Linked DNA regions of Homo sapiens: region 1 is linked to region 2. Evidence: read pairs that join two places in POLR2A ChIA-PET (ENCODE). Cell type or tissue: PC-9. All regions are shown on one strand. Each heading gives the region's core, and the rest is flanking DNA. Links, peaks and the distances in the headings are about the cores only.

Region 1 (16,557 bases), core at 4,791-9,790, 660 kb before region 2:
ACTACAAGTGCCTGACAATCCTGGCTGCAAGCATTTTTGCAGATAACATCACAGCAGGAACAGGAAGGTACTTGCCTTCCAGAAGAGTTTCAGAGGATGGATTTTTACAACTTATTTTAACAATTAGTAAAGAGGCATTTATTTAACTTTCACAGATTACAAAGCACTGTCACATCTTTCTACACTGGAGCCTCCTGAGAGGGGGCTAAAGCAGGTATTAGTTGTCTCATCATCACTATCATAAAAAATGACCTTTATTGAATTCTTTTTTTCTTTCATTCTTCTCTTTTTTTAGAGATAGGGTCTTGATACATTGCTCTTGCCCTGGCTGGTCTTGAACTCCTGGGTTCAAGAGATCCTCCTGCTCTGGCCTCCTAAAGTGCTGAGATTACAGGCGTGAGTCATTGTGCCCAGCCTGAATTCTTATATCCCAGGCAAAAAAGAATGTTTTGACCCTACCATGTTAACCCAATGAATGTTTTGACTGAATCAGAGGAAAAACTCAAATTTCATAGAAATAACAGCTATGAAAGAAGGTTCACAATAGCAGTAGTTAAAATGGACAGAGTTTGATGAGGATAAAAACCTAATGACTAAAATACCCAGCATAAAGGTGCATGCCTATAGTCCCAGCTACTTTTGGAGGCTGAAGCAGGAGGCTCCCTTGAGGCCAGGAATTCGAGGCTGTTCTGCACTATGATGGTGCCTGTGAGTGACATCCATCTCTAAATTACAAAAAAAAAGACCTAATGACTGAAATGAATCTAATTTTTAAATGCACATGGAAAAATTTTATCCTGAGCATAATTTTGGTAAAATAAAAATTAGAATAGAGGCTGGGTGCTGTGGCTCTTGCTTATAGTCCCAGCACTTTGGGAGGCCGAGGAAGGACCTTGAGGTCAGGAGTTTGAGACCAGCCTGACCAACATGGTGAAACCCCATCTCTACTAAAAATACAAAAATTAGCCGGGCGTGGTGCATGCCTGTAATCCCAGCTACTTGGGAGGCTGAGGTGGGAGAATTGCTTGAACCTGGGAGGTGGAGGTTGGAATGAGCTGAGGGCAGTCCACTGCACTCCAGCCTGGGCAACAGAGTGAGACTCTGTCTCGAAAAAAAAAAATGAGAATAGAAAAAAAATTGGAAATAGTTTCACTGTACTGCAGAGAAATTTCATCAAGAATTAAACTGGTTATAACAATAGTTTACATGGGTATATTCACAAATACAGGGTTCAAAATGGCAGGTCAAAATCACATATCTGATTCAAGTTCAGGGTACAAAAAATGAGGTGAAAATAGCAAGATCAAAATGGCATTATTGACTTGATGTTTAGAATCCTGCCTAACTTCTCACCTTCTATGTAATGTTAAATAAGTCTCACTATTGGGCTGTTTGTCTGTAAAATGAGAAATATAATGGCTGAAACTACCTCACCATGTTGTGGATTGAATGAGATAATGTATATAAAGTGGTTAGCATAGTGTGTGGCACCAGTGAAAGACATTTCAACCCTGCCTGTTTCAAAAATGTATCATACTCTCACAGTGTGCCAGGACAGGATCTTTAAAAATAGGTCTCCTAGTCACTAAACCACATTAATTATCTGTAAGTACATTTCTAATAATTAAAGAAATATTCAAAGCAGATCTCAGATGAAGCTACTGCAGAGCTACTCTGATTATTTCTATATTTTAAAATATATTTTAATTTAGAAAACATTGCCCTGGCGGGGCGTGGTGGCTCACATCTGTAATCCCAACACTTTGGGAGGCCAGGGCAGGAGAATCATTTGAACTCAGGAGTTCCAGACTTTTGTGGGCAACATGGTAAAACCCCATCTCTACAGAAAAATACAAAAATTAGCCAGGTGTGGCAGCCTGTGCCTATAGTCCCAGCTACTCAGGAGGCTGAGGCAGGAGGATGACTTGAGCGTGGGCAGTCGAGGCTGCAGTGAGTCCTGTTCATGCTGCTGTGCTCCAGTGTGGGTGACAGAGCAAGACCCTGTCTCAAAAAAAGGAAAAAAAGAAAAAAGAAAAAAGGAAAGAAAATGTTGTCCCAATCAACTATTCGGGTATAGAGTAAATTAAAAATGCTAAAGATTGTTTAGAAAGTCCAAAAAATAAAAATACTGTCCTCGTGTTTTAAAAATATTTGACATATGGCTGGGCGCAGTGGCTCACGCCTGTAATTCCATCACTGTGGGAGGCCGAGGCGGGTGGATCACCTGAAGTCAGGCATTTGAGACCAGCCTGGCCAACATGGTGAAACCCCTCCTCTACTAAAAATACAAAAATTAGCAGGGCATGGTAGCACATCCCAGCTACTCTGGAGGACGCTGCAGTGAGCCAAGATCATGCCATTGCACTCCAGCCTGGGTGACAGAGTAAGACTCTGTGTCAAAAAAAAAAAAAAAATTGACATGTAAATAGCTATTTTTGTTTGGTTTATTGACCCAACAATTGCTTTATCACTTCTCAAGGAAAAAAAAGTGGCCAATGAAGCAATAACAGTCTTAGTTTCAACAATAATGGAGCACAGAATACCAGGAAACCATTTAGCCTGTCAGTCCTCTCATGTGAAAATAGATATGAAAAAATACACACACTTCACAGAGTTATTATGAGAACTAATTATTGCCCTTAAACTGCTTTGAAATTCCCATGTGAAAGACACTTAACCTGATCTTTATCTAGAAGCAGGTAGCTAAGGCATATATATATATGGGAAGACAACATTCATCCAAAAGTTAAAATAGGCTCTTGCTTGTGTAACTTGAATTTCTACTTGGCAAGAATGTAATTTAGCAGAGGGAATGCTATTATATAATTTTTTAAATACATGTTTCAAAAGATATAATATTCATTCTTTTTCATGATTTCATCCTCACATAGTATCTACATAGCAACAATAGTTACACAAAGTGCTCAATTCAGTATTCACACATATATAGCATATCAAATACTTTTGTATCATCATGCTATTATTATTATTATTATTATTATTATTATTTTGAGATGGAGTTTCGCTCTTGCTGCCCAGGGTGGAGCGCAATGGCGCGATCTTGGCTCATGCAACCTCTGCCTCCCAGGTTCAAGCAATTCTCCTGCCTCAGCCACTACGCCTGGCTAATTTTGTGTGTGTGGTTTTTTTTTTTTAGTAGAGACGGGATTTCTCCATGTTGGTCATGCTGGTCTCAAACTCCCGACCTCAGGTGATCCGCCCGCCTCAGCCTCCCAAAGTGCTGGGATTACAGGCGTGAGCCACCGCACCTGGCCTGTTTTGGTTTTAATTTGCATTTTTTAAAGTGATGTACGGGCATTTCTCTCTCTTAAACATTTGTAGAAGCCAGGCATGGTGGTGAGCCTGCAGTCTAGAGGATCCCTTGAGAGCAGGAGTGAGAGGCTGTGTTTTTATGGAGTCCAACATATCAGTCTTTTATGGCTTCTCGGTTATGTGTTCAGAGAGCCCTTCTTCATTCAAGACAATTGTTATGACAGCTTTATTGAGATATAATTCATATTTCATAAGATTCGCCTTTTTGAAGTACACATTTCAGTGGTTTTTATATAATCTATAATTCAATCTTCACCACTACTTAATTTTAGAACACTTCATTACTGCAAAAAGGAACCCCTTACCCATTAGCAATCACTCCCCAGTGCCCCCTCCCTCTAGCCCCTGACAATCATCAACCTACTTCTGTCTCTATGGATTTGCCTACCCTGGACATTTTATATAGATGGAATTACACAATAAATGGCCGCTTGTGATTGGCTTCTCTCACTTTGCATGTTTCAAGGTTCATCCATTTTGCGGCATGTATCAATCCTTAATTCTTTTTTCTTTTTTTTTTTTGACACCGAGTCTCTGTTGCCCAGGCTGGAGTGGAGTGGCGCAATCTCAGTTCACTGCAACCTCCACCTCCCAGGTTCAAGTGATTCTCCTGCCTCAGCCTCCCACGTAGCTGGGATTCCAGGCACCTGCCACCATGCCCAGCTAATTTTTGTATTTTTAGTAGAGACGAGGTTTCAATTATGTTGGCCAGGCTGGTCTTGAACTCCTGACCTCGTGATTCACCCGTCTCAGCCTCCCAAAGTGCTGGGATTACAGGCATGAGCCACTGTGCCCGGCCACTTAATTCTTTTTTATGATTGAATAATATCATTTATCCATCTATCCATTGATGGTCAATTGTTTTTTTCCCACTTTTTAGCTATTATAAATAATGTTGCTATAAACATTTGTATACGAGTTTTTATTTGAACACCTGTTTTTAGTTCTTTAGGGCGTATACCTAGAAGCAGTATTTTTGGCTTATCTGGTAATTCTGTTTGACATTTCAAGGAACTTCCTGTTTTCCGAAGGAGCCATACCATTTTACAATTTCATCAGCAATATATAAAAGTTCCAATTTCTCCATATCTTTCTTAACACTTGTTATTGTGTATCATTTTTATTTTAACCACCGTAGTGGGTATGAATGGGGATCTCACTGTGGCTTTGATTTACGTGTCCCTAATGGTTAATGATGTTAAGCATCATTTCATGTGCTTATTGGCCATTTGTATATCTTCTTTGGAGAAACGTTATTTCTTTATTGGCCAGGCGTGGTGTCTCATACCTGTAATCCCAGCACTTTGGGAGGCCGAGGCAGGCAGATAACTTGAGGCCAGGTGTTTGAGACCAGCCTGGCCAACATGGTGAAACCTCGTCTCTACTAAAAATACAAAAATTAACCAGACATTGTGGTGCATGCCTGTAGTCCCAGCTACTTGGGAGGCCGAGGCAGGAGAATTGCTTGAACCCCAGTGGTAGAGGTTGCAGCAGTGAGCCAAGATCGTGCCACTGCACTCCAGCCTGGGTGACAGAGTGAGACTTCATTTAAAAAAAACAAAACAAAAAAACTTATAACTTAACACTGTTGTCATTAAATAATTAACTGTGATTAGATTATAATGAACATAACAGGCACTCAAATACTTGTTTAATAAAAAAAGAATGAATGAAAGAGAATAAAGCAGAGAGACTTTTTTTGGCTGCTGTTTACCAAAAAAACCTAAGTGAGAACTGATAAAGGTCTGAGTTAAGGCTGAAAGGATGGATTCTCAGATACTTGGGGAGTAGAATCTACTCCTCTTGCATTATTAAAACCTGTAGGTCAACTTTGTCCAATTTACAATGCCCTCAGGACCAAAGCAGCTCCCTCATTCATAGTGATAAATTTTTATGTTCCAGGTATTGTTCTAAGTACTTCACATGTATAACTCATTTAACACTCACAGCAACTTTTCAATCCATCCTGTTGACCAGAATTAAATTAAATGGGGTTTCTATGGCCAAAGAAGGGAACAGTAGATATTTGGACTACCAGACTCAACCACAGGCCAGCAGCCTTGTGTTTCCTTGTGTCTTAGTCTTTGCTCTTACTTTGGAAATTAAACTCAAAGTTAGCTGGAAAACAATTTCAGGGAAAAAGGTCCACACATATTGTATAGGCGGCTGACTAAACATTAAGTAAAGTCAATGAGCCTGGTGTGTGTGTATAAGCAGGCATGTGATGAGAAGGGTAATATATACTTGGTTTTCTAGTTACCATTGTTGCTCAACAAACTATCCCAAATCTTTGTGTCTTAAAATAATAATAATCATTTATTTTGCTCACAAATCTGTAATTGGAGGAGGGTTCAATAGGGATGGCTTATATATGCTCTAAGATGTCTAGAGACTCAGCTAGGAAGACTTCAGGGCTGAGGGTGACTTGGCAGCTGGGACTTGAATTGTCTGAAGACTTGCTCACTCACATGTCTGGTGGTCGATACTGCCCCTCAGACTGGACCTCAGTTTGTGCTGTCATGTGGCTTTTCCATGGAGTTGTTTGGATTTCCTTTCATCATAATGGCTAAGTTCTGAAAGTGAGCATGCCAAGAGGCCAAGATGGAGGCCGAGTGACATTTTCATAATCTAGCCTTGCAACTCATGTAGAGTCATGATGCGGTCACAAAGACCCTCAAAGTTCAAGGAAAGGAGACAAAAATACCACCACTCAATAAGCAGTTCAAAAAACTGGGAAATATGTTTTAAAATCACCAACATTTAGTGTATACATATACACAGCAGCCTCAAATCCCTTTTTTGGCCCCCTATTAATGGTTCAGTACAGAAAAATGGTCTCCAGACTGTGGTAGCCACTATGAAGTCTGGATTCTTTTTTTTTTTTTTTTTTTGAGACGGAGTCTCGCTCTGTTGCCCAGGCTGGAGTGCAGTGGCGCCATCTCGGCTCACTGCAAGCTCCACCTCCCGGGTTCCCACCATTCTCCTGCCTCAGCCTGGGCCCTGAAGTTAGATCACCTGAATTAAAGTCTCAGTTCTGTCATTTTCTAGTTTTGTGACCTTGAAAAATTCAGTTAGCCTGTTTTAAGTTTTGTTTTCTTTGTTTGTTTGTTTTGTTTTGTTTTGTTTTTGGAGACAAGTTCTTGCCCTGTTGTCCCAGCTGGAGTGCAGTGGCATGATCACTCACTGCAGTCTCAACCTCCCAGACTCAAGTGATGCTCCCACCTCAGCATCCCAAGTAGCTGGGACTCCAGGTATGAGCCACCACGTCTGGCTAATTTTGAATTTTTTTTTTTTTTTAGAAAGAACATCTTACTACATTGCCTAGGCCGGTCTCAAACTCCTGGGCTCAAGCAGTCCTTCCATCTCAGCCTCCCAAACTGTTGGGATTACAGGCATGAACTACCATGCCCTGCTGCTTAAAGTTCTTTATATGAAAAGTAGAGATAATGGGCTGGGCGCAGTGGCTCATGCCTGTAATCCCAGCACTCTGGGAGGCCGAGGCGGGTGGATCACGAGGTCAGGGGTTTGAGACCAGCCTGACCAACATGGCGAAATCCCATGTCTACTAAAAATACAAAATTAGCCAGGCGTAGTGGCAGGCACCTGTAATCCCAGCTACTCAGGAGGCTGAGGCAAGAGAATCGCTTGAACCCAGGAAGCGGAGGTTGCAGTGAGCTGAGATCACTCCATTGCACTGCAGCTTGGGCAACAAGAGTGAAACTTTGTTTCAAAAAAATGAAAAAAAAAAAAAACCTAGATGTGGTGGTGGGCGCCTATAATCCCAGCTACTCAGGAGCCTGAGGCACAAGAATCATTTGAACCTAGGAGGTGGAAGTTGCAGTGAGCCGAAATTGTGGCACTGCACTTCAGCCTGGGCAACACAGTGAGACTCTAGCTCAAAAAACAAAACAAAACAAAAAAAACTAAGGCGAGCTCAGGGAGGACAGAAACCTCCCGTGGAGCAGAAGGGCAAAAGCTCGCTTGATGTTGATTTTTAGTACGAATACAGACCGTGAAAGCAGAGCCTCATGAAAAAAAAGAAAAAAAGAAAAACAAAGTAGAGATAAACATTATCTTCCTCATGGGCTTATAATAAAGGTTAAATTAATTAATACATGTAAAACATTTAAAAGAGTGCCTGGCATGTAGTAGAATTACTTAATAGATGTTAGTCATTATTATCAAGGCTTCTTAATTTGGAATGTATAGAGGAGCTTGAATGCTCTGAAAATATTTTAAATATGTTAAATAGATTACTTTAAATATCTATTATCTTTATTTTAAAATAGTCTGGCCTGGACTGGAAGGAAACACACCAATAAATATTAATAAGAGTTATCGTGAAATATTATTTGTTCATTGGTTATTTTAAATTTTATAGTTTAAATTTTCTGTACTTTCCAAATGTTTGGTAATCTCCAATCTTACTTTTATAATCAGAAGTTTTAAATATTTTAAGGACAGAAAAAAGAAATCTCACAGATATTGAGACACTTTATTTAAAATGACTACATCTGAGAAAATGAATCAAATATCATCATACTTCTCTACTTTAACACCAAGTGCCAAAATACAGTGAAGTAACATCTGCGAAGTTTGAGGGAAAATGATTGTGACCCAAGAATCCTGTACCCAGTTAAGCTGTACTTCACATGCAGTCTGACAGAAAGTACTGTCACACCTTCTCCATTCATTCAAGGACCCAGAAAATATAAGCAGGTGTTTTCTATAAAGTGTACCCATGTACACTTTATAGAAAAATATTATTCAGAGAAGTACTCTAGCAGACCTCCTAATTTGGAGGTTAAGTTAAATAATTTTTTAACTTAAAAAACACTTGAGGTGGGTCGTGGTGGCTCATGCCTGTAATAATGCCAGCACTTTGGGAGGCTGAGGTGGGAGGATAACTTGAGGCCAGGAATTCAAGGCTGCAGTGAGCTATGATCATGGTACTCCATTCTGGCCTGGGTGACAGAGTGAGACCCTGTCTGCAATAAAGCAAACAAACAAAAACCCTTGAACAGGAAAAGCTATAATAAAATAAATGGAAGTAAACAATGATCAATGCCAGGCACGGTGGCTCAGGCCTATAATCCCAGCACTTTGGGAAGCCAAGGCAGGAGGATCGCTTGGGTCCAGGAGTTCCAGACTAGCCTGAGCAGCACAGCAAAAATCTCTACCAAAAAAAAAAAAAACCCAGGCCGGGTTTAGTGGCTCACCCCTGTAATCCCAGCACTTTGGGAGGCTGAGGCGGGTGGATCACCTGAGGTCAGGAGATCAAGACCACCCTGGCCAACATGCTGAAACCCTGTCTCTACTAAAATACAAAAATTAGCCGGGCATGGTCGTGGGCGCCTGTAGTCTCAGCTATTTGGGAGTCTGAGGAAGGAGAACTGCTTGAACCCAGGAGGTGGAGATTGCAGTGAGCCAAGATTGCGCCACTGCACTCCAGCCTGGCAACAGAACAAGACTCTGTCTAAAAATAAATAAATAAATAAATAAATTAGCCAGGTATGGTGTCACATGCCTGTAGTCACAGCTACTCAGGAGGCTGAAGTAGGAGGATCATTTGAACCCAGGAGGTCGAGGCTGCAGTGAGCCATGATCATGCCACTGCACTCCAGCCTGGGTGACAGAGTAAGACTGTCTCAAAAAAAGAAAAGAAAAAAGAAAACAATAATCAAGTAATACAGAGTTTAACCCAAATAAGGTATAATAAAAAAAAATCAACTAAGTTTCCCTACTTATTTACTCAAAGTTTCTTGAGAAAAAGAAACAAGATAACAAAGAAGGAAACGAGGACTCCTTTGCTGTCTGCTAGGCATTTTTCAGTGAAGCTCCTTCTCAGCAAATAACACCCACTCACTCACTTAAGAAATTTTCATCATAAAGCAGAGGTGGGAAGAGATCAGCCCTCAGGTGTTTGGGCTGCACTACAGCTGCTGATCAACTGCCTTTAGTGACTCAAGCCAAGTTATAAACAAAGGGTGAACCTCAATGTCTGTGCAGGACTCAACTTGATAGGAAATCAAGGGAATTCAAAAACAATCATCCAACATTACATGGTTTGACCCTTTGGTTTTCAGAAAGCTGTAATTTTTCACAATCTTTGCCTGGAACTTTCTGTTATGGGCTATATCCCTTGCTGTGAATTCTTTTAAAAGTCTCTCATTGTCACCCTGAGGGTTAATTTGTTCCAGAAGAACAAAGAAAATAATGCTAGACTTCATCAGGATGCCCAGATTCTAGTCCAGCTCTGCTAATTAGGAGAGTGATCCTTGGATTAGTGATCAAAATATTTTTGAGTCGAAGTGTCTTTATCTCTCATAACTTCAGTCAGGGTCAAATAAATTAATGAATGCAAAAATGTCCACTGAACATTCTAAAATGCTATATGATATGGTTTGGCTCTGTGTCCTCACCCAAATCTTATGTTGAATTATGACCTTCAGTGTTGGAGGAGGCTTCTGGTGGGAGGTGATTGGATTGCGGTGTGATTGGATCATATTTCTTTTTCTTTTTTCTTTTTTTCTTTTTTTTTTTTTTTGAGACACAGTCTCACTCTGTCGCCCAGGCTGGAGTGCAGTGGCGCGATCTCGGCTCACTGCAAGCTCCTCCTCCCGGGTTCCCGCCATTCTCCTGCCTCAGCCTCCCGAGTAGCTGGGACTACAGGCGCCCGCCACCACACCCGGCTCATTTTTTGTATTTTTTAGTAGAGACGGGGTTTCACCATGTTAGCCAGGATGGTCTCGATCTCCTGACCTAGTGATCCGCACATCTCGGCCTCCCAAAGTGCTGGGATTACAGGCGTGAGCCACCGTGCCTGGCCAGTTTCAGGTAGTTCTTTATAAGTAGTGTGAGAATAGACTAATACACTACATAAATGTAAAATACTATTGTTACTTTTTTACTTTGGAATCATCATTATTAAAACAGTCTTGATAGCTTGACAACCTTTGTTTACCCTTAAGATTAGTATCCATGTCAGTTTCATCATCATCACGTGTTGAACAAGTGCCAGCCATTTTGGGAGCTTTAAGCCAAATCTTCCCTTAGATAAACAGAGTTATCTTTCCCACTTCCACCCCACTCTTCTTTCCCAAAACCTGCAACCCAAGAGTCTTATGCTATCTTGCAACCTTCAATCAATCAGTAAAGTGAGCCAATACAATAAATTTATATGAAGATTTAGTGTTATCCCTAATGTGTTATTCTTAACTGGAATATTACTTTTTTTTTTTTTTTTTTTTTTGAGACAGAGTCTCGCTTTGCTCTGTCAGCAGGCTGGAGTGCAGTGGCGCGATCTCGGCTCACTGCAACCTCCACCTCCTGGGTTCAAACGATTCCCCTGCCTCAGCCTCCCGAGTAGCTGGGACTACAGGCATGTGCCACCACGCCCAGCTAATTTTTGTATTTTTAGTAGAGATGAGGTTTCACCATGTTGGCCAGGATGGTCTCAATCTCTTGAGATCCGCCCGCCTCAGCTTCCCAAAGTGTCGGGATTACAGGCATGAGCCACCACTCCCGGCCATCCTTAACTGGAATACTTCTATTTCAAAAAGAAATTTTATAATTAAATAAAGTTCATGCTATTCCCTCCACCTGAGAAAACCTTTTTGTTTTCACCTGGCAAAATTCTAACCATCCTTCAAATCCCAGTTATCCTGCAATCTTCCCAGTGAAACCTTTCTAGACTTGTTTAAGAAAGTTGCCATTCCCTCCTATGGATCTCCACTCCCCTTTGCACATATCTTTGTTTTTTTTTTCTGTTTGTTTGTTTGTTTTTTGTTTTGTTTTTTGAGACGGAGTCTTGTTCTGTTGCCCAGGCTGGAGTGCAGTGGGGAGATCTTCGCTCACTGCAGGCTCCGCCTCCCAGGTTCACGCCATTCTCCTGCCTCAGCTTCTCGAGTAGCTGGGACTACAGGCGCCCACCACCATGCCCGGCTAATTTTTTGTATTTTTAGTAGAGACGGGGTTTCACCGTCTTAGCCAGGATGGTCTTGATCTCCTGACCTCGTGATGCACCTGCCTCGGCCTCGGGGGATTACAGGCTTCAGCCACAGCGCCCAGCCGCACATATCTCTTATACTTACCAATTTAAGGGTTAACATATATGTTATGATGGGAAAATATTATATATGGAATAGCAGCCCCAGTATTCCTGGGGGTGAAGGGAGTAGGAGGGTTTGAAGGGGAGACCTTGAGAAGCCTGAGTGCAGACAGAACTGTTTTTTGTTTTTTTTGTTTTTGTTTTTGTTTTTTTGAGACGGAGTCTTGCTCTGTCGCCCAGGCTGGAGTGCAGTGGCGCGATCTCGGCTCACTGCAAGCTCCGCCTCCTGGGTTCACGCCATTCTCCCGGCTCAGCCTGCCCAGTAGCTGGGACTACAGGCGCCTGCCACCATGACTGGCTAATTTTTTGTATTTTTAGTAGAGACGGGGTTTCACCGTGTTAGCCAGGATGGTCTTGATCTCCTGACCTCATGATCTGCCCGCCTCGGCCTCCCAAAGTGCTGGGATTACAGGGGTGAGCCACCGCGCCTGGCCAAGAACTGTTATCTATCCACCAAACAAAGACTGGAGTTTGTAGTAAAGTTTACTCCACAGAAACGAGGCAAGTAAAGGAGATACTTTTAAATAAGAAAGCATATCTGATGCTCTTCAAATCACATTGCTGAGCACTGTTCCTACATAATCCTTGCCTGGAATCCTCTGGCTCTTCTATAGGGATAAATTAGGATGTTCAGGACAAAAAGCTTTATTATTATTATTATTATTTTTTTTGAGACAGAGTTTTGCTCTTGTTGCCCAGGCTGGAGTGCAATGGCATGATCTTGGCTCATTGCAACCTCCGCTTCCCGGGTTCAAGCGATTCTTGTGCCTCAGCCTCCGGAGTAGCTGGGATTACAGGCATGCGCCACTGCGCCTGGCTAATTTTGTATTTTTTTAGTAGAGACAGGGTTTCTCCATGTTGGTCAGGCTGGTCTCGAACTCCCGATCTCAGATGATCCACCCACCTAGGCCTCCCAAAGTACTGGGATTACAGGCGTGAGCCACCACACCTGGCCTATTATTTATTTGTCTATTTATTTGAGACAGGGTCTCACTCTGTCGCCCAGGCTGGAGTGCAATGGCAAGATCTCGGCCCGCTGCAACCTCCATCTCCTGAGTTCAAGTGATTCTCCTGCCTAGCCTCCTGAGTAGCTGGGAGTATTGGCACGCACCACTACGCCCAAGTAATTTTTGTGTTTTGTTTTTTTTTTTTTTTGAGACAGAGTTTTGCTCTTGTTGCCCAGGCTGGAGTGCAATAGCGCGATCTCGGCTCACCTCAACCTCCGCCTCCCAGGTTCAAGCAATTCTCCTGCCTCAGCCTCCCAAATAGCTGGGATTACAGGGATGTGCCACTGCGCCCAGCTAATTTTGTATTTTTAGTAGAGATGGGGTTTCTCCATGTTGGTCAGGCAAGTCTCGAACTCCTGACATCAAGTGATCCGTTCGCCTTGGCCTCGGCCTCCCATAGTGCTGAGATTACAGGTGTGAGCCATGGCATTCGGCCTAATTTTTGTATTTTTAGTAGAGATGGGGTTTCACCATGTTGGCCAGGCTGGTCTCAAACTTCTGACCTTAAGTGATCCACCTGCCTCGGCCTCCCAAAGTGCTGGGATTACAGGTGGGAGCCACCATTCCTGGCCCCAAAACTTTAATATCTAAACATTCTCTTTTTGCTGGAGGTTCCAGTGAGATCACACCACTGCACTCCAGCCTGGGCAACAGATCAAGACTCTGTCTCAAAAAAAAATTAAAAAATAAGCCGGGCGAGGTGGCTCACGCCTGTGTTGGCAGGCGCCTGTAGTCCCAGCACTTTTAGGAGGCCAAGGCAGGCAGATCATGAGGTCAGGAGATCGAGACCATCCTGGCTAACATGGTAAAACCCCGTCTCTACTAAAAATACAAAAATTAGCTGGGCGTGCTGGCACGTACCTGTATTCCCAGCTACTTGGGAGGCTGAGGCAGGAGAATTGCTTGAACCCAGGAGGTGGAGGTTGAAGTGAGCTGAGATCGCGCCACTGCACTCTAGCCTGACGACAGAGCGAGACTCTGTCTCAAAAACAAAACAAAACAAAACAAAACAAAAATTAACTAGGTGTGGTGGTGCACACCTGTAATCCAGCTACTTGGGAGGCTAAAGCAGGAGAATTGCTTGAACCCAGGAGGCATAGATTGCAGAGAGCCGAGATCGCACTACTGCACTCCAGCCTGGCGACAGAGTGAGATTCCGTCTCAAAAACAAAAACAAAAACAAAAAAACCCCAGAAAATTTATATACTCTTAAGTATATATATATATATATATATAGACTATATATAGAGAGGGTCCTAAATTGGTTGTCTCCTCCACTAGAAGGCAATCTTCATAAGTAAAGGCACTTGGTTCATTTTGTTCACTGTTGCATTTGCATCATATAGAATAGTTCCTGGCATAGGTCCTTAGTAAATATTTGCAGAATGAATCACGAATTAAGAGCTCTGTAGATTGGATGTCTATAGCTTTTGCACAGCCTTAGCTTCTCTGCAAATACTAAGAGTCAGATAGCCCCATGCACCAGGGGACCAGAGGTTGGGAGACTACTGGGTGAGTGCAAAAGTGGAGCACGTGGAGAAAAGGCTGCAAGGACAATGAAGGCCAATTGCAAGCTAATATGTTAGTCTGTCATTGTTTCATGGATCCTGGCAATAGTCATGACACTCCTTGGTCAGAGACAGAGGAATTTATTATTCATGGCACAGCAAATAGCATGTGTCAGCCTATTTGCAATGGTTTCCCTTGCCCTCAAATTCTAATGGGGCAACCCAATGAGCCCAGATGACATATGTATCTGCAGTGGTTTGCATTACAGGAGAGGAATCCTGGGCCAAGGGCTTAGCACTTTTTGAGCAAGCAGCAAATGAGCCAATCCCCACTCCCTCTAGGGAGCAAGCAGTTACAGGTAATTACAGTAGTTGCCTTGGCCTAGTTATATCTGTGTGAGTAGCTATAGACATTGCTCAGTATCAGGAGCCTGAAAGTCTTATGGATTGGCCTACTCAGCAAGAGAGTGCAGGCATGTTCAGGGCCCATGGTGGAGTGCCCTCTCAGCACAAGGCAGCTGAGTTATCAGCGAAGGAGGATGACATTGAATGTTGCCAGCTTGACACATGCTCACTAGACTCCAAATCCTAGCTAAGAGAAGCATTTAGCAGATACAATATTCAACCTTCCGCAGGCATCATTCAGCACACAGGTTTGAATGATCAAATTGCGGAGAAGTGTGGAAAGTAAAGAGTCTGGCCCAGCATAGTGGCTCATGCCTGTAATCTCAGCAATCTGGGAGGCTGAGATGGGAGGATCACCTGAGGTCAGAAGTTTGAGACCAGCCTAGGCAACATAATAAGACCCCATCTCTATAAAAAATACAAAAATTAGCCCACCTATTCGGGAGGCTGAGGTGGGAGGACAGCTTGCGCCTGGGAGGTTGACGCTGCACTGAGCTATGACGGCGCCACTGCACTCCAGCCTGGGCGACAGAGCAAGACACTGTCGAAAGAAAGAAAAGGAAAGAAAGGAAGAAAGAGGGAAAGAAAGAAAGGGAAAGACAGAGAGAAACAAGAAAGAAAGAAAGAAAGAAAGAAAGAAAGAAAGAAAGAAAGAAAGAAAGAAAGAGAAAAGAGAGAGAAAGGAAAGAAAGAAAAGAAAGAAGAAAGAAAGAAAGAAAGAGGGAAATAAAGCGAAAGAAAAACAAAGAAAAAGGAGGGAGGGAGGGAAGGAAGGAAAGAAGAAAGAACTTCATAGAGGTTGCTTGCCGTAGTAAAAAATGTACTATATGGCAGAGTTGTGTGGCAAAGCTTACAATGACTCTAGGGCTTTGCATCAGTCATGAATGGCTACCAAGGGAAAATTGAGATGTCCTCAACCGTGGCCTTACCCCTGCAGCCTTTCGACATGATAAGAGTGCCCAGTCCTGGGGATAGAAGGCTGGGTTTCTGTCTAGCTCTACTGCTAACATGTTCTGGAACTTCGAGGCAATCTTTTAAGTTTATTGGACAGAATTATCCCTGGATTAGGATAATTCTGGCTGCAGCTGCCTATGTGTGATTTATTATTCCTTTTAGGACTTCTTGGTTCACACTGATATGATTCTGTCTGATAAAAATAGTGCTGAAGTCATCCTGTGTATAGTAGGTTTAGAGAAAGATAAATTTTTTGCAAGGTGGGATCTCTCATTTGAGTTTCCCTTTATTTTTCAGAAAGAATGAATTTTTAAAGCCCCACAATCTTCTACACTGCTCCACCACTCCATCCTTAGCCCATGAGGTGCTTTTAGGCCTCATTCCCCTTGGGGACAGACTTATCTCTGAGGACTTGATTAGCAGATCTGTAAAAGAGAGATAATATTTGTCCTGCTGACTTCACGTGGTTAGAGTGAGAATCACAGGAAATTTAATTAAAGAAAATTAGAGGCAGGGCGCGGTGGCTCACGCCTGTAATCCCAGCTGTCAGGGAGGCAGAGGCCGGAGGATAGCTTGAGCCCAGGAGTTTGAGACCTGCCTGGGCAATATAGCGAGACCCCGTTCTCCACAAAAAGGAAGAAAAAAAAAGACAAAACAAAAAAGAAAATTAGAACTGTAACTGCCTTTAGCTACCATCTAGGCCCACCCTGCATTTTACAGATAATGAAACTAAGGCCCAACCAGTGTGGTGGCACACATCTGTAGTCCCAGCTACTCAGGATGCTGAGGCAGGAGAACTGCTTGAAGGACAAAGGCTTTTTTCCAACTGTGGTTCCACCCTTTTGTTTGTCCCTTTCTTTGTCCTCTCCATTCAGCAAGAGAAGGGATGGCCAAAGAGTGAGGATTGTGCTTGAGAGGTTTTTATGGACCTAGAAGTGGTGCCCATCACTCTTGCTCACATTCCACGGGCCAGAACAGTCACATGGTCATACCTAACTGCACTGGAGGCTGGAAGAGGGACTCTGGCTGTAGGCCAGGAAGAAGAAAAGAACACAGTCACTGGTGAGCACCGACAGTCTTCACCACATATAAAACAATCATGTGATGCCAACATTAGCTAAGTCAGAATTTATTTATTTTTTCTTTGGAATTCCTTCAGCAATTACATACCCTCTATATCATAATTTTGTCACATTAAATTGTATATTGCCTTAGATTTAGGTCTTCTGCCTCCATTTTT
Region 2 (16,557 bases), core at 7,093-12,092:
TGAACTAATCAACAAAAATACTATGTTTTTCTGCCGTTAACTATGTGTTGGCAATTTGAGAGAAAATACTAGAATGTAGGTTTGAAAATGATACAAATTAGACTTCAAGGAATACTTAAGAAGATTTGTGGCAGGAAAGGCTTGTGAGTAATTTAGTTGTTAGGCTGGGTTAGGCATCTGTGGATTACATCAAAGAGGATGTGCAGAGATTTTATCGGGAGCAGTGAGGTGACTTTGGCAGCTAACAGGCCACTAGTATCCTACTAAAGCTTTTGTCTGGATAGGAGCAACATGCATGTTTACAGTCTTGCAGGTAAGAGACCTTGGCAAATAATCCTCAGTTACCAGAAGATGTATCCATAACTGCCTAGCTTGCCTGTCAGTTTTTAATAGCTAAAGATATAAATCTGGGTAATCTAACTCAAATGGCTTAGTTTCATTTTAACTCAAATGATATGGGGAATTTTATGATCTTGAAAGAGCAGGTTTTGCTTCGAGAAGCCATTTCTTCAGTATGGAATAATGAGTTGTCAGGAAGATTGAGTACAATGGGCATTTGCCCTGGTCCTAATCAACAGCATTTGGACCCAGAGGAAGCCAGCTATTTTTGTAAGGGCCATTTCTCATCATTAAGTTTCCAAGTGCTTTTTTAGGGTTTGTCTAGTAAAAAGCACTATTTTGAAAAACAAGCATAGTAAGGGTAGGGGGTTGTGGCATTTAATAGTACGTTTTAAAAAGCTAATGGAAATACTTTTAAAACAAGATTTAGGACAAATTCCTTAGGCATCAGTCACACTAATGCATCTTCTGAGTCAAGAACTGGCTATCCTTTCTGTGTACTCAGTCCGGAATTGCATGTGGTGGGTGCTTACTTATTTGCAGTCTCAATCAAGAATTCTCACTCTCAAGATAGCAGAAATAGATAAGCTTCAACTGACAAATTTGGTACAGAAGTCATGGAAAGGAAGGTAAGTCTTTTGCCAGGCATCATGCCAGGCATCAGCATCTTTCAGGACTAAGGAAACAAAAGAGGAAAACTCGATTTTACTACATGTTAACTCTACTGAATACCTCCTTGAATGTCAGATTCCTTATCTGTAAAACAAAGGTTTTGCATTTGATTATCTCTAAGATCCGCTTCTGCCCCCAGTTTTAAAGTTTGATAGGGAAAGAGGTTTAAGTCAGGATACCAGGCCAGGGAGGAAAGGAAGGGAGGGCACAGGCCTCTGGAGTTCAGCTGCCTCCCCCATTAGGATTGAAGTCCCAGCTGCTGGCTACTGCCTTGAGGGAGGTATCAGCCTTTTACTTCTGGATCTTGGCCTCTCCTTGTTCTACCCCTTCCCAACAACAACTGAACATACCAAGTGCTTGCTATGGCCCAAGCACTGTTGCAGGTGAAGCTGCAGCATGAACAAGATAAGCAACATCTCTGCTCCCCAGGCCCTCTGCAGACATGACACCTGCGGGAGACAGACACTGAGCAAGCCAGTGGATACAAGAACTGGGAAAATGAGAAGTGCTATGAGGGCAAGAAGTTGCAACTGTTTTCTTAGCTACCTGGAGGGAGGGAAAATCATTTTCTGGAAGTTTTTTTCTATGAGTTTTGTCTTAGCTTTGGCTGTCATAACAAAGTACCATAGACAGTGGCTTAAACAACAGAAATGTATTTTCTCATACAGTTCTGGAGGCTGGAAGTTGAAGATTGGGATGCCAGCATGGTTGGGTTCTTGCGAGGGTTCTCTTCCTGGCTTTCAGATGGCCGCGTTTTCACTGTGCCATCATCTGGCAGGGAGAGAGAGAACACATGAACTCTGATGGCTCTTACCCAGACGCTAATGACATCTTGAGGCCTCTACCTCATGACCTTAACCCAGTTACCTCCCAAAGGCCCCATCTTCAAATGCCATCAACAATGGGGATTAGGGCTTCAACATCTGAATTGGGGGTGGGGACACAACATTCAGTCCACCATAAATTTGTCATAGGAACCTGAAGATGAGGAGCCAAGCACAGTTTTTAGAATTTGCATAAGTTGTAGATTACTGTAATTATTGTTTTTGCCTCTATGGCTGAGAAACTTTGGGTCAAAACGAGCCTTTTAGAATGTATGAATTAGTTATCTAGGTAGCCCTGAAGTTGGCTCTAGATTTATTAGAAGCTATTTTAACCATTGCATTCACTCAAGAAACCACCGCCTATCTGTGAAGCACAGTCTATCTGTAAAGCTCCCTCACAATAAATTCATCTCAGAAATATGTAGTCTCTAGTGTGTGCCCCCAACTGCTGAATGGGTAGGCCTAGCTCAGCACAGTCATTCGGGCATTAAATATGGCAGAAATGTGGTCCACCTCATGACGTGCAAACAACAGTTGGCTTGTTTAATCTGCACTGCTTTGCCAAGGACGTGTGATTTGTGAGGTGCTGGAGGGGAACCAATTTTAAGAGTCAGCCTGAGTGTCAGCCTCATCTGTCTGCTCTGACTTTTGTCTGCTCTCTAGCAGGCACTCCATCTCCCTTTTCAATTTTCTACCCTGGAAGTGCTCCCCTCCAGGGAGGAAGATGAGTCAGATATGCAGCTGTGATGCTAAATGATTCAATAGAGTCAAAAACAACACAGAACACAGGAAAACGCATTGTTTAATCTGACTCAATTACAAGTGGGCAAGGTAGGTGATGGAGGGCAAGTCAAAAGCATAACGATGTCAAGCTTTGGTAGAACCTAGCAAACCGGAAGACTTCAGGGTGTTTGGAAAGGAATGTGTAGGGGAAAGTTGTCTAAAATGCTGTAACAGCTTTCTGTGTTGCTCTTCTCACTGCCTTAGAATTTAGAGTCAAAATAATAATGATCTTTTCTTCTTTTAGATAGCCTTCCTGGCTTCAACCCACAATCAGTCTAGATTCTAGACAGTGGTTCTCAACCCTATCAGAGTCAATACTCCAGTCTTTAACAACTAATTTGAAGTGTTCCTTTTATAACAAAAACCTTAATGTATTCTTTATTGTCCTACTATAACAATGTTGTTGGTCCCTACCCCCACCGCATACCCCTTGGTTGTTACCATTTTGGTGCACTCTGAGCCCACTCCAGCTGCTAGCCCCTCCACTTCCTATCCGAAGGTATACATGTTGCATGCTGGAAGAGTCAGAAATAATGCTCTCTGGGAAGAGCTCTTAACCTGTTGGCTCTAACAGGGGCCAAGAGAGTGAGGGTATTTATATACCAAGGTTGCCATTGGTGTATAAAAACCCTCATGTTGCCATTGGTGTGTAAATACTCTCACTCCCTTGGCCCCTGTTCCCCCGTGGGATTAAGCTCTAGTTGCCTACAGTGGTTACTTCTTGATGACAACCTATTACTGGCTTTTTCACCTTCCCTGCCTCAATACCCTACTCCCCATTGTATATTAAACCAGTGCAAAAGTGTCTTGTGTTTATATGTAAAGAAAAGTTGGCGTCTGGATTCAGATAACTACAGGTTTTATTGTTTTTCAGTGACATGATAGTTCAGTGGGACATTTGAAAGCTATACAGGGCATGAGGCGATTCTTCACTGTGTAGGGCAACTTGTGGAAAACTTTGCTTAAAGAGCAGTAGGCATATTTTCTTTGCCCGTGTTTTCTTAATCCCTTCCTCCCCTACCCTGTTGGCCGAAATGTAGGCGTGATGACTGGAGCTGCAGCTGCCATCTTGGAGCAGGTAGACAGAACCATGCTACACCCTAGGGTGACAGAGCAGTAGCCGGAAGGAACCTATTCCCTGAGGACTTCGTGGAGCAAGGCTGCCCTATTAGCCCTGGATTCTCTCTGTCTCTGAACTTTCACACGAACAAGATATAAACTACTCTGCTAAGCCAAAATTATTCTGGGTTTCTACTTCTTGAAACTAAATCTACCTAAAGCAATACCAAAAATAAACATTAAAATAAGCATTTCAAACTAGTTTTCAAAGACTGGTATTAAATCTGATAGGGTTAAGAAAACTGTCTAGGCCAGGTGCGATGGCTCACACCTATTATCCCAGTGCTTAGAGAAGCCAAGGTGGGAAGATTGCCCAGAAGTTGGAGACCAGCCTGGGCAACATAGTGAGACCCCATCTCTACAAGAAGTTAAAAATTAGCCGAGTGTGGTGGCACATGCCTATGGTCCCAGATACTCAAGAGGCTGAGGTAGCAGGATGATTTGAACCTAAGAGGTCGAGGGTGCATGATCATGAGCCATGATCATGCCACCACACTTCAGCCTAAGCAACAGAGTGAGACCCTGTCTCAAAAAAAAAAAAAAAAAAAAAAAAAGGGAAAAAGAAAACTGTCCAGACTCTATACAAATTGTAGGATTGAGCCAGGAAAGCACTCTAGAAACAAAACAAAACAACAGATCGTTACAGTGTTGTCTCTAAATTCCAAGAGTGTGCCTCAGTAATAACCCATAATTCTTGCAACTGTGACCAGACCAGCTAGTTCTTCTATGAAGAACTATAAGGTGCAATGAGAGGAAATGGGGCACCTGAGTGGAGCTGGTCCACGCAAGACTTTTCTGAGCTCTAATGATGGGTAAAGTCAACTGGGTAAAGAGGTGGAAGATAAATAAATATAGTATTTGTCATTTACTTCTAAAAAGTGGGTAGGTGTGGTTTCTAGGAAATCAATTCTTCTGAAAGGCTAAAAAATGTGTTTAAAACATGGAGTTAGGGGGAGCATTTTATGCAATAGTCGTTTTCTCTTTCACGCCACTGGTGATGGTTAAGAGTAGGCACCACAGGGGAAGACTGTGTTTCATTTGATGTGTATCCCAGTGTGTAGCACAGGGCCTGGCTTGCTGAGGAAATGCTATTGAAAATATATTCCAGTGTGCTGAGAGCTGGTGGCCAGTGGGACTGAGTGAGCTGTGTGCCGTGTATTGACCCGCTTCCTAGTCCTGAATTCCTTTCAGAAGCTCCGGCAGGGAGGATGATACAGTCAGACAAAGGAGCAGATCCACCAGACAAGAAGGACATGAAGCTTTCTACAGCCACCAATCCACAGAATGGTATGTGTCACCAGGACTCCTTTTCTAGACCAGAAAGTAATATCACCTCTGACATGTGATCAAATGAATAGGCAGAAATCCTGACAGACTTACTGTGATCCCTATGAGGATCTTGTACATTTTTGGTTGCACTACTGCCCTACCAGTGATAACTTTAAGAACAAATTTCAAGCCAGGAAGGAAATAAATGGACATGATGGATTCAAAACCTTTTTTTCCCTTACCTGACAATGTTTTATGTAAAACTTAGAACTTCTTAAGTTGTTCACATTCAGAATATCACTACAACACTGTGAAAATACTGTCAAAAAATAGAATATTCACTAAAATCTGTTTAGAGACCCTTTAATCAGGAGAATACTGAGCTTTGCATTAAATCTATTGGGAGTTAGAATTTTTCAATATCACTCTCAATAAGAATTTTTTGAGAGGATGAAATGACTCTTATGTTTGAGTTAGAGAAAGAGGATACAGAACACAAGTAGATAATTTTGGGATAAACGACAGGCTGGTAAGATGGGGGAGGGGAAAGCAATCATTTTCCTTTCATGACATCTTACATCTGCACATCACGATCTATTATTTTACTCAGTGTTAAGAACAACACTATGACAAAGCTAGCACCTTCTCATCTTGGGCAAAGAAACTGGGTTTCGGATAGCTATGTGACTTTGTGACGTTCACAAAGTAAGAGGTGGAACAGGGCTTGAAGTCAGATCTTTTGGCCTGAGATCCAGTGTCATTTCCACTCCTGGTGAGACCCCATGGCATGCCCCAGCTATCTGAGTTGCCTTTCACATTTACACCCGCACCTGCCACCCCATCTCTGCTCTCTTCCTTTCCTAGGCCTCTCCCAGATCCTGAGGCTTGTGCTGCAAGAGCTGAGTCTGTTCTACGGCAGAGATGTGAATGGAGTGTGTCTCTTGTACGATCTCCTCCACTCGCCGTGGCTTCAGGCTCTGCTAAAGGTGAGTGCTTCTTTGCTCGGAAGCCTTTGCTTGCTGAAGGGGTTGTGGGGAGTGTGTAGAAAATGACAGCTTCAGTCCATTCAGGCTGGATAGTGGAATAGTTTATAAACAACAGAAATTGATATCTCACAGTTCTGTAGGCCAGGAAGTCCAAAATCCAGTCGGCAGCAGATTCAGTGTCTTTTGAGGGCTCCCTCTCTGGTTCCTAAATGGTAACTTCTTGCTATGTCCTCACATAATGGAAGGGGCTAGCCAGCTCTCTTGGGGTCTCTTGTATAAGGGCATTAATTCCATATTCATGAGGGCAGAGCCCTGATGACCTATCGGCTCCCAAAGACCTTACCTATTTTTTTTTTTTTTTTTTGAGACAGAGTCTCACTCTGTTGCCCAGGCTGGAATGCGCTGGCCTGATCTCAACTCACTGCAACCTCCGCCTCCCAGCTTCAAGCGATTCTCCTGCCTCAGCCTCCTGAGTAGCTGGGATTACAGGCACCCACCACCACACTTGGCTCATTTTTGTAGTTTTAATAGAGATGGGGTTTCACCATGTTGGCCAGGCTGGTCTCAAACTCCTGACCTCAGGTGATCCGTCCGGCTCAGCTTCCCAAAGTGCTGGGATTACAGGCATGAGCCACCACACCCAGCTAGCCTTACCTTTTAATATCATCACATATGCATTTTGGAAGTACACATTCAGATCATAGCAACTACTTACCCAATGGTGTCATTTATCAACTGGTAGGAAATTTCAACTTGGAAAAAGTTCTTAGAAGGCAACTCTCAGAGAAGAGCTACACAAACTTCTTCGCTTAGGAAGGAATTAACTTAGGTGGAGGAGAATATGGTAGTCCCTTCCTTTTCTCCCCACAGCTCTTTTTCTTCCAGAGGCCCCCTGGAATCACAAAACAGCCACCACGATGGTCATTGGCAACACTTTATCAGCTGGCTACAACCGTTTGTCCTTGCAGCAACCCTGGATAAATAAAAGTGCTTTAAAAAGTTATTCCTATTTGTTTGTTAAAGTTAGAAAGTAAAATATCTACAGTTCTGTTTAGGTACCCTGAAGTTTCTTATTCTAAAGTTTCTTCTGGCCCAGTGTGATGGTTCATGCCTGTAATCCCAACATTTTGGGAGGCCGAGGCTGGTGGATCACCTGAGGTCAGGAGGTTGAGACCAGCCTGGCCAACATGGCAAAACCCTGTCTCTACTAAAAATACAAAAAATTAGCCATATGCAGTGGCACGCACCTGTAATCTCAGCTACTCTGGAGGCTGAGGCACGAGAATTGCTTAAACCTGGGAGGCAGAGGTTGTAGTGAGCCAAGATTGAGCCACTGCACTCCAGCCTGTGTGACAGAGAGAGACTCCATCTCAAAATAAATAAATAAAATAGAATAAATAAAGTTTATTCTTTTTTAATTTGGCTAAAATTCCATGCACTATACAATAGCGTCTAATAGATAGTAGAAAAATAGCATCTACTATCTAGTAGATGCCACTACTATAATTTTGTTGTTCTGAACAAGTGTTATTATTAAGAGAGATCCTTTTGAAGTTATTTTTTGGGATGTGGGTATTTCCTTCACTTAAGTGTGAAATGTGGTCTGTCTTATAGTGCATGTTAATATTATACAATAAAAGTGGCAACATCTTTGGCATGAATGAAGTACTCCTCATAGCACCTGTTATAAAACACCTGATTTCTATCAGGCATTTTCCCACAGGATCAGCTAAGATAGGAGTTTTAATTTCATGATGGGCATTGCCTTTGCTCACCACTGCTAGGCCCTTGGTGAGTTATCCAATCAGCCTTCATCACTTCCAGGTAAACCTGAATGCGGGCCCTGGGATAGAGCAGGGAAGCAGCATCATCACTAATCTGGATAGAAAAGACTGGGGGCTCAGCCGGCCCCTTGGGCCTTATTTCTTCGTCTGTAAGAGAAACTCAATTCCTAAAATAAGATCAAGGGGTGCATTGCAGAGCTAGGCAGGCTTTGGTGTCCTCAGCCCAAACCTAGATCTTGGTATGGAAAAAAATTCCCAAGGGTATGTGGAGATGAAGTTGGAATTTTAAAAAATGAACTTGTACTAGAGAATTAGGAGAGGAATGGGAAACAGCCCCAAAGCACAAAGCAGAGTACAGAGAAGCGTTTGTGGCATGCCCACCACTTATTCAGAACCTTCAGTGGCCCTGAGCCACACAGCTCACATGCTGCACAGGCGCCCAACACAGGGGTCCTCACAGGTGTCTGGTCCTAAAGGGCCCCTCCTTTAAGACGCTCCTTTATGCATCATCTACAAATCCCCATTGGTTTCAGTCCCAGACACCCTACCCTCACTCTGTTTAACAAGATTAAAAGTTTGAATTTCTTTTTATTACTGAAATGCTTGGAGAAGATCAATTTCCCAATGGCAGCCAATAATTAAGCTTTTGAAGCATCGGGGCCACCAAACTCAAGTTCATTTCTCTTTGGCAACTAGAGACACAACTTACTAAACACCAACCACACCGTGCTGTGCAGCCATTGGTGCAGTTGCCTGGGGTGTTTCTTCTCTTTGAGAGTCTTAAATCCAAAATGGCAATAGTCATATTATCAATATCAATTCTCCCTCCCTTGTCCTTCTGCAGATTTATGACTGCCTCCAGGAATTTAAAGAAAAGAAACTAGTTCCTGCCACACCACATGCACAGGTGTTATCCTATGAGGTAAGGAGATTTTATTCCACAGGATAGTAGAGCTCTGATGTGGTGCCATTTTCCCCACATTGCTAGTTCAAATGAATTAAAGGTTCTAAGGAAAAGTTTTATTGATGACTATGCATCTAATAAATGTTTCTAATTGAACTTTAATATAAGGAAGAACATTGGCTGGGTATCTCCCCAAATTAAAACACTCCCCACCACCACCCACGTCATTTTTAGCGTGTGTTCATTTCTTTCTTTTTTCCTAAGTCTCGTACTCCATTTGCCCTTCATAAACAGGGTAATGTTATAGTAATAATTCTCGGATTTATATCTCTAGCCTGGAGATTTCCCTAAATTCCAGTCTCAAATATCCAACCGCCTCCTCTCCATCTCACTTGGATGTCTAACGGACTCCTCCAAGTTCACATGTTCCAAACTGAGCTCCCGATCTTCCCCACCTGCCGATCACCCCCACCCACTCTTCTGGAAGCCTTTTCTATCTCAGAAACGATACCTGTGTTCTTGCAGTGCTCAGGCCAGAATCTTAGGGGTCATTTCGACTCTCTTTTTCTGATACCTCACACCCAATCAGATAGCAAATCCTCTCAGCTCTACTTTCAAAATATATCCAGGATCTCACCAAAATATATCCAGGATCTCACCACCCCATACCATCATCATCATCTCTTACATAGATAGTTGCAAAATTGCCTCCTATCTGGTCTCCTGTGTCCACTCTTGCTCCTCTACAGTCTACTCTCAACACGGCAACCAAAAATACCCTCTTTGAAAGCAAGTCAAATCATGTCACTTCCTCACTAACACTCAAACCCTTCAAATGACTTCCCATCTCAGAGTAAACACCAAAGCTCTTTTTTTGTTTTGCTTTTTTGTTTTTGATACAGAGTCCTGGTCTTTCACCCAGACTACAGTGCAGTGGCATGATCTCTGCTCACTGCAACCTCTGCCTCCTGGGTTCAAGCAATTCTCGTGCCTCAGCCTCCTGAGTTGCTAGGACAACAGGAACCCACTACACCTGGCTAATTTCTGTATTTTGGGTAGAGACGGGGTTTCACCATTTTGGCCAGGCTGGTCTCAAACTCCTGACACTAAGCTATCTGCCCACCTTGGCCTCCCAAAGTGCTGGGATTACAGGTGTGAGCCACCACACCTGGCCTAAACACCAAAGTTCTTACATAGCTGAACACAATCAAGCTGCTGTTACCTCTTTGACTTCACACTCAATGCTTTCTCCATTCACTCTGTTCCAGCCACATTGACCCCTTGTTATTGTTTAAATTCATCAGGCTGGGTGCAGTAGCTCATGGCTATAATCCCAGCACTTTGGGAGCCTGAGGCAGGCTGATCACTTGAGCCCAGGAGTTCAAGACCAGCCTGGCCAACATAGCGAAACCCCATCTCCACTAAAAATACAACAACAACAAAAATTAGCTGGGCGTTGTGGTGCATGCCTGTAATCCCAGCTACTTGGGAGGCACGAAAATTGCTTGAACCCAGGAAGTAGAGGTTGCAGTGAGCCGAGATCACACCACTGCACTCCAACCTGGGTGACAGAGTGAGACTATCTCAAAAAACAAACAAACAAACCCAAAAAACAAATCATCAGGCATGCTTCTGCCTGGGGCCCTTTGCACTCGCCATTCCTTATGTCAGCAATGCTCTTGCCCAGATATATACCTGATCTGTCCCTCATCTCCTTCCAGTCTCCACTCAAATGCCACCTTCTCAGTGAGGCTTTTCCTGGTCACCTATCTAAAATTGTATTCCCTCCTAGCACTTCCTAGCCAGCTTCCCTGGTTTATTTTTCTTCTTAACACTTGTCACCATCAAACAAAACTATTTTACTTACACATTTCATTTGTTGTCTGTGTCTCCTCCCTAGAATGTAAACTCCATGAGAATGGAGATTTTTGTCAGCCACTGCTGTTTTTGCATCACCTAAAACAGTTCCTAGCACACAGTAGTGTTCAATAAATATTTGTCGAATGAATGAATAAATATAATCCATTTTATTATTTATTGCCCATCCCATATTAAAAGAAACAGCAAAAAAGAAAGAAAAAACTTCTGCTCTCAATTCCAGTAATCAACAATTCAAATTGTTCTCAGTTGTCCACAGGAAAAGCACATATATAATATTTTATTCAGTTGAAATCCCAGTGAATGGAGGTAAACCTTTGTAAACTGCTTGTTTTCATTTGACTGTAGGTAATGGGGCTGACTAAAGTCTTGAAAGGTCTTATGTCCTCTGAAAGCAGGTCTACGCCTAAACCACAGCAGAGAGAGCAGAATTTTTTTCCGCTTAGCACTTTTTATTGTAACAAGCATTAAAATTGCTAATCAACTGATACTCTAAAAGAGAAATTATGATTTCCATTTTCTATTTGAAGAATGGAGCATCCCATGGGATTAAGCTCTTTGAGTTCCCCAGGTACGTTCCTAGAGAAACTCATACAGCTTCATAAGCCTGCAAAGCATTGACATCAGCCAACAGCTATTATATTTTAGAGGCACTAGAGGAAAAGTGCCTTGGTTCATATGCTGTTACCAAATTGGTACATCCTCCATGCCTATGTGCCAGGATTGGGCATTGGGTTTAGATCCATCTCAACTCTTGAATTCTATTTGCTATATTAAAGTAGCAATTTTAATGAATAAAGAAGGATGGTAGGCTTTAATGGATGGCTTTATAGATGAAAAAGAAGGCTCCAGTAATAGCTTTTTAAAGGTCAATATCATGTTAGTATGTATGTTATCCAGCCTGGGTGAGGTTAAGTAGGTGATAAAGATTTTTTAAAATTTTTATAATGTATCCTTTTCCATGAACCAGGTAGTGGAGTTATTACGTGAAACCCCTACTTCCCCTGAGATCCAAGAGCTGAGACAAATGCTCCAGGCTCCACACTTCAAGGCAAGTGCCTGCTAAAATAGAAAAGATGTCCCCATCTGGCACATAGACAAAGTTGGGAAGGAGAAATATATGTGATGGAAAATGTTCTCTCTGAATAGATGTTCTATTACTGTACACGGTTACTGACCAACAGATTGTACTTAAATATGTGGGACTCAGATGTGACTAGCTCAGTGTTGTCAATCATGCAGTCAAGCCTGCTGTGTTTATGAGGAGGCATCCAGAACTTTCCATGGTGCTTTGTTTCCCCTACAAAGCTATTGCCCATCCAAAAATCTTGGGTAGCAAACAGGGAATGTTCTAGTTATAGAGGAATACCTCCATGCTTCCTTTCCAAAGTGGGACTATTTTGAGTTTTAGATAATGTGTGTGTATTTGGAATATACAGTATAATGATGATTATCCCTGTGAGAGGGTTTATGAAGAACATTTGATTGCAGAACAGAAACCTATCTCTTAGTACTTACAGATTTGAGACCAATTTATCAATAAATTAGAACTTTAAGACAATGTCTGTATTTGGAGTGCTGAAATTTATCAGTCAAAAGTTATAATTCACAACACAACCACCAGTCATCAAATATCCTCAACGGCACGCACTACTTAGAGAATTTTCTGAGTTCCAACTAAATTGTGTCTACCAATCTCAGTCAGGGTGGCAGAGTGACAGCTTCTCCAGCCCGTGAAATGAAGAATTTAACCTAGTGGACTAGTCAAAGAAACTCTTTGATCATACCCTATGATCATACCCTATGATCAAAGAGCTTGATCATATGAACTCCTCATTCTGTACCACATGAGCCCTTGAGTGTTACTAACAAATTAAACCAGCAAGATATTTTGATTGCTGCCCTTCGTTCTACCTTAATTGGGGAAAATATTATAAAAGTTGTTTTGTAGTTCAAACTCCACAGGGGCATCACAGATTACATGGGCTGCCAGGAAATAAGAATGTCGTGGCATAATACATTTTAGCAGAAATGAAAGAGTGTATTGTGCATTGCTTAACCTCTCTGTGCCTTATTTCCTTATCTGCAAATTGAGGACAATTAATGTACCTGCCTCATAGAATTATTGTGAAGATCGGATTAATTCATATAAAATGCTTCGCACTGTGTCTGGCATGTCTGTATTGGTGTTTGTTGTTGTTGCTGTGTCTTAGATAGTATTGAGTTACTATCTTCTAGAGGGGTTTGGCCCATGTGTGACATTTGCTCACCTTTTCCTTCCCTGTGCCCAGGCCTTGCTCAGTGCCCATGACACGATAGCTCAGAAAGATTTTGAACCCCTTCTCCCTCCACTGCCAGACAATATCCCTGAGAGTGAGGAAGCAATGAGGATTGTTTGTTTAGTGAAAAACCAACAGCCCCTGGTAAGGAAATCATTTTTTATCTTTCCATTTAGGGTAAGCTTAGGTTAATTGTGAACCAAATTATATCTAGTGGTTACTTGGGCAGTAGCCTTGCCTGCGATCACATATACAGTGATAATAACGGCTGTCAACTCTGCAAGTTTTGCCTGTGGTTTCAAACATATTACATGTCACGGTGTTTTCTCTAAGGAAAGATTTCAGCTTAGTGTTTTTCTTTTGTGAAAAGTAAGATGAGATTTATAAGACATTTTTGTGAGAAATAAGACATATGTTTTATTTTAATATTTGGCTTTCTGACCTATGCATGTATTTCCCTCAATTCCATTGCATTTGCCTATTTCCTTATATTAATGAGAAGCTAAGGAAGGCATTAATCTGATTTTCTAAGAACAGTCCCTCTAATTAGGTTTTAATTGTGGGAGGTTTCTGTATCTTTGGATGAATCTAAGTATTCTTTTATGTCTGTGTGGTTGAAATGAGACTCCAGGAAGCCAAAGCCGAATGGCCTTTCCTTTTTGATGGCATGCTATGACTGACAGGCCACAGGGCACTGTGTGGCCCCTCCGTCCCTGGTTGCCTGAATAGCCTTGTTTGAAAAACCAGAGCTGCATTGATTGAAAGACCAGAGCTGCATTGATTGAAAGACCAGAGCTGCATTGATTGAAAGACCAGAGCTGCATTGATTGAAAGACCAGAGCTGCATTGATTGAGGGAAGCCACCTGGAAAATGGTCATGTCAGGTAACAGAGGGATCTCGTCTATTCTCTCTTCAGGGAGCCACCATCAAGCGCCACGAGATGACAGGGGACATCTTGGTGGCCAGGATCATCCACGGTGGGCTGGCGGAGAGAAGTGGTAAGCTGGAGCAGCTGGGATTGAGAGTTACCAGAAAAACAGGAAACCCTTGACTGTTTAGGCTTCTTTCTAGAGAAATCCCTTTTTTTTCTTTTTTTTTTTCTTTTTTTTTTTTTGAGATGGAGTCTTGCTCTGTCGCCCAGGCTGGAGTGCAGTGGCGTGATCTCGGCTCACTGCAAGCTCCACCTCTGGGGTTTGCCATTCTCCTGCCTCAGCCTCCCAAGTAGCTGGGATTACAGGCGCCCGCCACCACGCCCGGCTAATTTTTTGTATTTTTAGTAGAGACGGGGTTTCACCGTGTTAGCCAGGATGGTCTCAATCTCCCGACCTCGTGATCCGCCCACCTCAGCCTCCCAAAGTGCTGGGACTATAGGCGTGAGCCACACACCCGTCCTGAGAAATCCCTCTTTCTTAACTTGGGTCAGGGCTTTAGTAAGTTCCATTTCTTGGATAAAGCAGTAAAGAAAGAAGAAACAAATATTCCAGAGAAATCTTACTCCTCTCCTTCACTGAGTCCTTCCCATTCTAGGTACCACATTAAAGTCTCTCAGTTTACATTCTCATGGCAACCTCAAAGGTAACTATTATCATGCCATTGTATAGATGAGGAAACTGAGGCTCAAAGAGATTATGAAACTAACTTGCTCAGAGTTACACCGTTTGAGTCAGGATTCAAGCTGCTTAGCTCTATATTCCCAACTTTTTCTCTGCACTTTGTCCTTCTACTTTCAGAAAGGCATAGCTCTTTCCCATCTTGAAATGCCTTTTGCTCACACTTTCAACCAGTTAACCAGATTTTCATCCTTTCACTGCTGTTCTTCTAAAAACTTTTTTTTTTTTTTTTTGAGACAGGGTCTTAATCTGTTGCTCAGGCTGGAGTGCAGGGGTATGATCATGACTCACTGTAGCCTCAACTTCCTGGGCTCAAGCAATCCTTCCACCTCAGCCCCCGAGTAGCTGGGTCCACTGGTGCACACTACCATGCCCAGCCAATTTTTCTATTTTATGTTTAGATAGGGTCTCACTATGTTGCCCAGGCTGGTGTCAACCTCCTGGGCTCAAGCAATCCTCCTGCCTTGGCCTCCCAGACTGTTGGGATTACAGGTATGAGCCACCACACCTGGCTACTGTTGTGCTTCTGAAATGAGTGGTTCTATACCTGTTATACATCTTCACTACCCCGAAGCCCTAAAACCTAGCACATGCTTTATACTTCAACATTCTCATTGTAAATACCAAGAATTTCCTAGTTGCTAAGTCCATTGGCCCTTCCTTCCTCCTCAGTTTTCTTTTCTTTTCTTTTTTTTTTTTTGAGACAGAGTCTCACTCTGTCACCTAGGCTGGAGTGCAGTAGGGCAATCACAGCTCATTGCAACCTCTGCCTCCCGAGTTCAAGCAATTCTCCTGCCTCAGCCTCCAAAGCAGCTGGGATTACAGGCATGTACCTCCACCCCCAGCTAATTTTTTTTGTATTTTTAGTACAGACAGAGTGTCATCAAGTTGGCAAGGCTGGTCTTGAACTTCTGGCCTCAAGTGGTCCACCTACCTTGGCCTCCCAAAGTGCTAGGATTATAGGCATTAGCCGCCATGCCTGGCCCTCCTCAGTTTTATTTTCACTTCTTGACCACATCTGATGCTGTTGACACCTTTCTTGAATTTTTTATCATGCTTCGTTTCTGTTCTATAACACCATTCCACTTCTTCTCTCAACTATCTGACAACTCCACTGTTTTACCTCACATTTCTCAAGTCTTCACTTAAACCCCAAGTTTCTCCACATTTTCTCTTTTGAATAATACCTACCCCATTTCCTTTTTGTTGTTGACTTATGACCCTGACATCTTTGGATTTAGTGCTATTTTCTTACCAGCGTTCTGGTTCCATTTTACAACATCAGACTAGCAAAAATAAAAATATGACCATAAGTCAATGCCAAGTATTTATGACGAGGTAGAAAAATGGACTGTTCACACATTTCTGGGGGTGATGTAAGTTGGAATAACCAGCTTTCTTTTCTATTATTATTTTATATTAAACATTTTTAGAGCATGCTTGGGTTAGTGAGTTAAATAGCTATCGAGGTAGCTACTGCTATTTTTATCCTACTTCTTTGTATCTTTCTTTGTTTTTTGTTACTGTCTGCCTAGGGTTGCTATATGCTGGAGACAAACTGGTAGAAGTGAATGGAGTTTCAGTTGAGGGACTGGACCCTGAACAAGTGATCCATATTCTGGTAAATCTTCTTTTTGCCTTTTTGTTAATGACTTGGAGAAATGCCAAGGCTGAACTGGGACCATCAAGCCCACGTGTGTGCACTGGGATGTACCGGGGACTCAAGTTCTCTTGGCAGCTTTCTCCCTCCAGGCTCCCAGACCTTGTCTGTCACCCATGTCACTTGCTGACCTCCCTCCTCTACCCCGAGAAGTTCTGGTCCTGGCTGGGAAACTTCCCGTCCCAAGCAGCTCCTTCCTCCTTCAGCCACGGGAAGACTGCCAGGGCCCCCAGCCCAGCTCCCTCATCACCTGGTTTGCTCCATTGGAAACTGAACCTGGGGTGGACAGAGTGAGACTTAGTAGGAGAGTCTGAACCCAAGCAAACCACTCCTTCCCCCACTAACACTTTTCTATGGCTGAAATGTTCAACATCTTCCTGGAGGGCAGCCTTTCTTATAGTGGATAGACCAGTGGTTCTCAAACTGGGTTCCTGCCAGGATTTCATAGC

The links. ChIA-PET counts read pairs that join two places held together with the same protein. Peaks named below come from ENCODE experiments on the same cell type or tissue, not always from the same donor. Only the 100,000 strongest peaks of a DNase experiment are listed, where the experiment ranks them.
Region 1: POLR2A ChIA-PET joins it to region 2 with 13 read pairs; 2 of 35 experiments call an interaction of 5 or more read pairs at or near these places.

The regions. Positions count from the first base shown.
Region 1 is chr2:202,337,074-202,353,630 of GRCh38, reverse strand. No RefSeq gene overlaps it. Among named protein-coding and RNA genes, the nearest start is that of BMPR2, 31 kb to the left of the region's middle. In PC-9, for the core only: no CTCF peak of the experiment used is centred there; a DNase peak (open chromatin) is centred at 7,280.
Region 2 is chr2:201,682,343-201,698,899 of GRCh38, reverse strand. MPP4 (MAGUK p55 scaffold protein 4) reads left to right here and starts at 256. Exons shown (of 22, transcript NM_033066.3): 1 at 256-313; 2 at 4,846-5,024; 3 at 5,871-5,992; 4 at 8,621-8,698; 5 at 11,529-11,609; 6 at 12,850-12,981; 7 at 13,755-13,836; 8 at 15,984-16,069. The coding sequence starts at 4,946. In PC-9, for the core only: no CTCF peak of the experiment used is centred there; no DNase peak of the experiment used is centred there.